2 separate regions of the Homo sapiens genome follow, and region 1 is linked to region 2. Evidence: read pairs that join two places in POLR2A ChIA-PET (ENCODE). Cell type or tissue: Caco-2. All regions are shown on one strand. Each heading gives the region's core, and the rest is flanking DNA. Links, peaks and the distances in the headings are about the cores only.

Region 1 (2,918 bases), core at 290-2,789, 1.9 Mb after region 2:
AAGTCTTGGCTGTTTACTCTTCATTGTGAAGTGAGCTGCATCATTCTCATGTCATTTAATTTATTCATGGAGATATGTTATTGATGTTTGATGGAGAATTCATGTTTTAATCTTGATTTGTGTGGAATTGAACTACAGAAATGTAAATGATAAATTCTCTTTTTTATTTTTCTCTTGTAGTTACAGGTTTTGTTTTACCTGTCACACTGTTTTCTGTGGCTGAGAATTACAGTCATAAACCTTGTCTTTAGGTAGATATTCCTCTGTGTTACTCTGTGTCAGTGTGGCTCTGTGGATGCTGAACTTTTTCATTTCCGACCTGTGTTTGTGACCTTTAGAAGCTCTACATTCTTGGTGGAGAGGTTGCGGAGTCTGCACAGAAGTGCACACACCTCATTGCCAGCAAAGTGACTCGCACCGTGAAGTTCCTGACGGCGATTTCTGTCGTGAAGCACATAGTGACGCCAGAGTGGCTGGAAGAATGCTTCAGGTGTCAGAAGTTCATTGGTAAGGAGCAGCGCCAGTAACTTTGCTTTTAATGCCAAATAAACTTTTTTTTTTCTTGAATTCATCTCTTTTCATCCCAACAAATATTTAATTTTTAAACTATGTGATAGTTATTCATTTAAATTTAAAAATTTATTTCATATCCCCAGTGATTCCTTTGATTGATGTCTTTGCATTTTACCCTAGGTGTAAAAGTTTTGGTAAATTGGACAATATTAGGGGGAAAACAACCTCTATATCCCTCTTTTTATTTTCTTGTTAGTATATTTTGTTTGGAAATCTGGCTGTAAAATGAGATTTTTCAAAGTGCAGGGAAGTATTTTTTTCTTTATTTGGAAAGAGAGCAGGTGTATGTAAATGTCCTACTCAAATACACTTTGAATATCAGTTTATATAAGGAGGGAAAGACATCTATGTCCTCTTGCCCATCTTCCATTGTTCAGAGCCCCCAAAGAGAAATTCTTTTACTAACAGGCACATTTAGACATGGTATGTAAAGGATAGTTTTTTCTTAGATTGATACACACCTAAATGTTTTTAGAACCTTGCTAGGTATAAAATAAGTATAAATTCTAAGCAATTTTTTTTCTTCATGGAGGTTGTATAGCCAGGGCAGCTATGTGCCCTTACTGTCCTGCATAGGAGTGGTGTCACCCTGTGTCTGCAGGGTTGGTGTCCCCAGTGCGTCATCTAGGTCAGGCACCTCTCAGCTTCCCCAGCTGTGTCCTCCATCCTCCCCTGGGCCCTGTCTGGGTTGAAAGGCTCAGACACATGCCCCATGACAAGCTTCACTGAATTCTCAGTCGTTTTTCTCATTTGGTCTTTCTGCCCCAACCACACTGGCACTAAAACTGAGCTCCCTGGCTACTCCATCATGTAGCAATGATATTGATCACCAGCCCCTGATTTAGAGCATCCACATGCTCATTTTTCTGTGCCAGTTGTTTGCCCTATATTGACGTGTTCTCGCACTTTCTCACCTATGCCTCCCTCGCCCCCGACCCCTTAAGCAGAAAGATACAGCTGCCAAAGGGAAGAGCAAGTCATGTGGCTGTGGAGCAAGCAAGGCCTGCAGGGGGCGCTACTAGGTCCCGTTACACTCTTGTGGCTAAACTCACCTTATTTATCACTTAACAGACACAAGTCGTCATTAAATCCATCTTTTAAATTTAAAATATTTTAGATTCATGTCACATTTTTGGCCACAGATTTTAAATATAATTCATGTTTATGTAAATAAATTAGAAGTGTATATATCTTAAAGTTCATGTAGTCTAATTTTACAGATGAGAAGACCCAGAAAAATAAAGATACTTAAGATTGCTGTTTATAGCAAAGCTAGAAGTAAAGTTAAAATTTTATGATTCTGTATATCTAAGGCAGTAAGACTCAGGAAAGAATAAATCATTAATCTGAAGGAAAGACTAAATCCTCAACTATGATATTCAGGCAATTCTTGTCATACAGGTAGTTATGCTCTATAAAGTTGCACAGACACTGAGTTAGTGAATGCTGTACTGTAGTCTCTGGGTAAACACGGGGTTAGGTTCCTGAGCGCCTCTGTTCACTACATTTTCATCAGCCAATCATATATAACCTTGTTTTATGTGTGTTTCTGTTTAAAGGTACCTTATTCAATGTATATTGTTAATTCACTGACATTGAACTCATGATCCACAGCACTGTAACTCACGCCTGCATGAAGCTTCCCTGAGACACATATTTTCTCCATAAGGCACATCACTGCCTTCTTGCACTTAGGGCTGTGGACATTTTAAACAGCAAAATCACCAACATAAAGCACACAAATTTGAAAGCAATAGCACTAAATAGATCACAAAAAGGATGCTTATTCACCATTTCAGCTGGAACAGGAAGGCAAGGCATGGCCTTGTTCCTCCCGGCTAGGAACGTTCATGTGGGTGACTGAATCTTTTCCAGTCCACGTACGTCCACAAATGGCCACCGAAGTGCCACAGACACTGATTGTGGGTTCATAAATAAATTTCAGAGGGGAGGAAAATTAGCAAAGAATCTGTGAAATAATGCGGCTCGCATGTACTAAGTGGTATTTAGAAATTTTTTTAATTGAAATTTTGAAAATTTTTTGACTCTAAAAAGGTATTAATGAAACATAAAACTTAACAATGAAGGCAGAAGAAGAACATAGTAGAAACAATTACTACAAACATTTTAGCTTCCAATTTCATATAATGTTATACAGTTTAGAAGGAGATAGTCTATTCGTTAATAGAAATAGTAAGTGTACTTTTTTAGCTTCTGCTGTGGGAGCATGGCATACACCAGCTTGGGTGGTGGGGAAAGCGGGTCTGTAATGTTCCAGCCTCTGGTTGGCTCCATCGGCTGCTTTTGGGCAACACCCAGCTTTAGAGATCTTTTTTGTTACTTTC
Region 2 (2,918 bases), core at 127-2,626:
GTACCATTTTATATTCCCACTAGCAAGGAGCCAGAGTTTCTGGTTCTTCCGCATCTTCACCAACACACATTGTTTTCTGTTTTTCTTCTTTTTTTTAAAATGGATGTGAAATGGTATCTGATGCTGGATTTGATTTGCATTTCCCTAATTATAAGTGAAGTTCAGCATTGTTTCATGTGCTTATTGACTATATGGACATCTTCTTTGGAGAAATATCTGTTCTTTGCCTGTTTTTGAATTGAGTTGCTTGATTTTTGTTGTTTAGTTTTAGGAGTTCTTTATATATTCTGAATATTAACCCCTTATCAGACATGTGATTTGCAAACACTTCTCGCCCATTCTGTAGGGTTGCCTTTTTACTCTATTGCTAGTGTCCTTTGATGCACAAAAGTTTTTAATTTTGTAGTCCAATTGATCTATTTTTTCATTTGTTGCCTGTGTTTTTTTGTGTCATATCCAAGAATTCATCACCAACTGGCATCATCACCAACTGGCATCATGAAGGTTTTCCTCTAAGAGTTGTATAGTTTTAGCTCTTAGGTTTAGGTCTGATCCATTTTGAATTAATTTTTTTGTACAATATAGTGTTTAACTTTTTTTTTTTTTTTTTTTTTTGAGATGGAGTCTCACTCTGTCGCCAGGTTGGAGTGCAGTGGCACAATCTCAAGGCTCACTGCAACCTCCGCCTCCCGGGTTCAGGCAATTCTCCTGCCTCAGCCTCCCGAGTAGCTGGGACTACAGGCGAGCGTCACCACACCCAGCTAATTTCTGTACTTTTAGTAGAGACGGGGTTTCACCATGTTGGCCAGAATGGTCTCAATCTCTTGACCTCGTGATCTGCCGCCTCGGCCTCCCAAAGTGCTGGGATTACAGGCGTGAGCCACCGCGCCCAGCCTAGTGTTTAACTTTTAAATACTCATGTAATAATTTTGTCTTTTGTATTATGAATATCTCATAGTTCTCTTGTCAGTTGCTTTAGTGATCATATTTGACTTTGGCTATTAGTATCAGGTAGTAATGATTGATTTCCTTTCTTTTGAGAGCTAGCTATGAAATCCTAAGGCTGCCAGCTAACTGAGTATACCCTCTCTTGGCTAAGGGGACCCCAGGAAACCTTAAAAACTGAATTCCCAACCAGAATGGGATGGGACATCTGACACGCCTCAGTATACCCCCTCCCTTTTGAGGTTTAAACACAGCTGACCAGCATTAATGTTAAAATAGAGATCTGAAGACTGAGAGAACAGACTCTTTGTGGCAATAAAATACCCAACTGTGAACAAAATGTAGGGCCATGCCAGGCAAGGGTTAAGTAAAGCATCCCCTTAAAGAATAAACTGGTTCTAACTGCCTCAAGGTGTTTCTTTTTTTCTAGCGGCTAAACAAGCACTGGCCTCCAGATAAGCAATATTAAGATAACTGCAGCTCACTCACTGCCAGACCCTAAGTGATCCCCACTCTCCTGTTCCACAAGCCATAACTATAGCTTTGATTGGACAAGAGACTGATTTCAGTAACTTTCTCCTGATAAGAGCACTGAGCATGAACTGGTTCTGGCCAGTTTACAGAGGCTGTGCACTTCAGTGCCTTCATGTCCCTGCTTCGCCATCTGACTACAGGGCCTCATTGTAATCCTTTTAGATGTTAAGTCTCCACCCACAAGTGAATATGGATAAGTATGTAACATACATGTTTATTCAGCCTGCATGTGCATGACCTCCCCCACTTTGTGAATATTCATAGCTCCTCCTATAACCTGTTAAATATATAAACTTGGCCAACCCGTTCAGCATAAATCCCTGTTCTATCCTCCCTTGAAGGTCTGTTTCTGTGCTCTGCGGGAGGATGCTTCCCAGCTATCAGGATTGCCACCTTGTAGGCTGTGACTCTTTACAAAATTATTTTTGAGGCAGAGTGTGGTTCCGTCACTCAGGCTGGAATGCTGTGGCACAAACACGGCTTACTGTAGCCTCTATCTCCCAGGCTCAAGAGATCTTCCTACTTGAAGGAAGTCTTTTTTTTTTTTTTTTTCTTTTTTTGAGGCAGAGTCTCACTCTGTCACCCAGGCTGGAGTGCAGTGGCACTATCTCAGCTCACTGCAACCTCTACCTCCTGGGTTCAAGCAATTCTTGTGCCTCAGCCTCTTGAGTAGCTGGGATTACAGGTGCCACCACCATGCCTGGCTAATTTTATTTATTTATTTATGATATGGAGTCTCTGTCACCCAGCCTGGAGTGCAGTGGCACAATCTCGGCTCACGATAACCTCTGCTTCCCGGGTTCAAGTGATTCTCCTGCCTCAGCCTCCCAGTAGCTGGGATTATAGGTGCCTGCCACCATGCCCGGCTAATGTTTTTGAATTTTTAGTAGAGGCAGGGTTTTACCATGTTGGCCAGGCTAGTCTCAAACTCCTGACCTCAAGTGATCCTCCTGCCTTGGCCTCCCAAAGTGCTGGGATTACAGGTGTGAGTCAATGCGTCTGGCCATTTTTGTATGGACGGGTTATTTCCGTGTTACCCAGACTGGTCTTGAACTCTCCTGGCCTCAAGTAATCCTCCTGCCTCAGCTTCCCAAAGTGCTAGAATTAGAGGTGTGAGCCACCATGCCTGGCCTGGCTGCGCAATCTAAATTCTTCCTTATCCTGGGTATGGCTTAAGCTCCCCTCTTGGCTAGAATATTTTTGGAACCAAGTCTGGGGTTGACTGGGACTTTTTTTTTTTTTTCTTTTACACGGAGTCTCGCTCTGTCACCGAGGCTGGAATGCAGTGGAGCGATCCTGGCTCACTGCAACCTCCGCCTTCCAGATTCCAGTGATTATCCTGCCTCAGCCTCCCAAGTAGCTGGGATTACAGGCGCCTGCCACCATGCCTGGCTAATTTTTGTATTTTTAGTAGAGATGGGGTTTTGCCATGTTGGCCA

What was found. ChIA-PET counts read pairs that join two places held together with the same protein. Peaks named below come from ENCODE experiments on the same cell type or tissue, not always from the same donor. Only the 100,000 strongest peaks of a DNase experiment are listed, where the experiment ranks them.
Region 1: POLR2A ChIA-PET joins it to region 2 with 9 read pairs; 1 of 35 experiments calls an interaction of 5 or more read pairs at or near these places.

What each region holds. Positions count from the first base shown.
Region 1 is chr7:154,951,844-154,954,761 of GRCh38, reverse strand. PAXIP1 (PAX interacting protein 1) reads left to right here. Exons shown (of 21, transcript NM_007349.4): 16 at 339-507. Among named protein-coding and RNA genes, the nearest start is that of PAXIP1-AS2, 25 kb to the right of the region's middle. In Caco-2, for the core only: a CTCF peak has its summit at 1,575 (motif pointing right); a DNase peak (open chromatin) is centred at 1,571.
Region 2 is chr7:156,885,161-156,888,078 of GRCh38, reverse strand. The region is part of intron 1 of LMBR1 (limb development membrane protein 1); the gene reads left to right. Among named protein-coding and RNA genes, the nearest start is that of LMBR1, 6.6 kb to the left of the region's middle. In Caco-2, for the core only: no CTCF peak of the experiment used is centred there; a DNase peak (open chromatin) is centred at 1,482.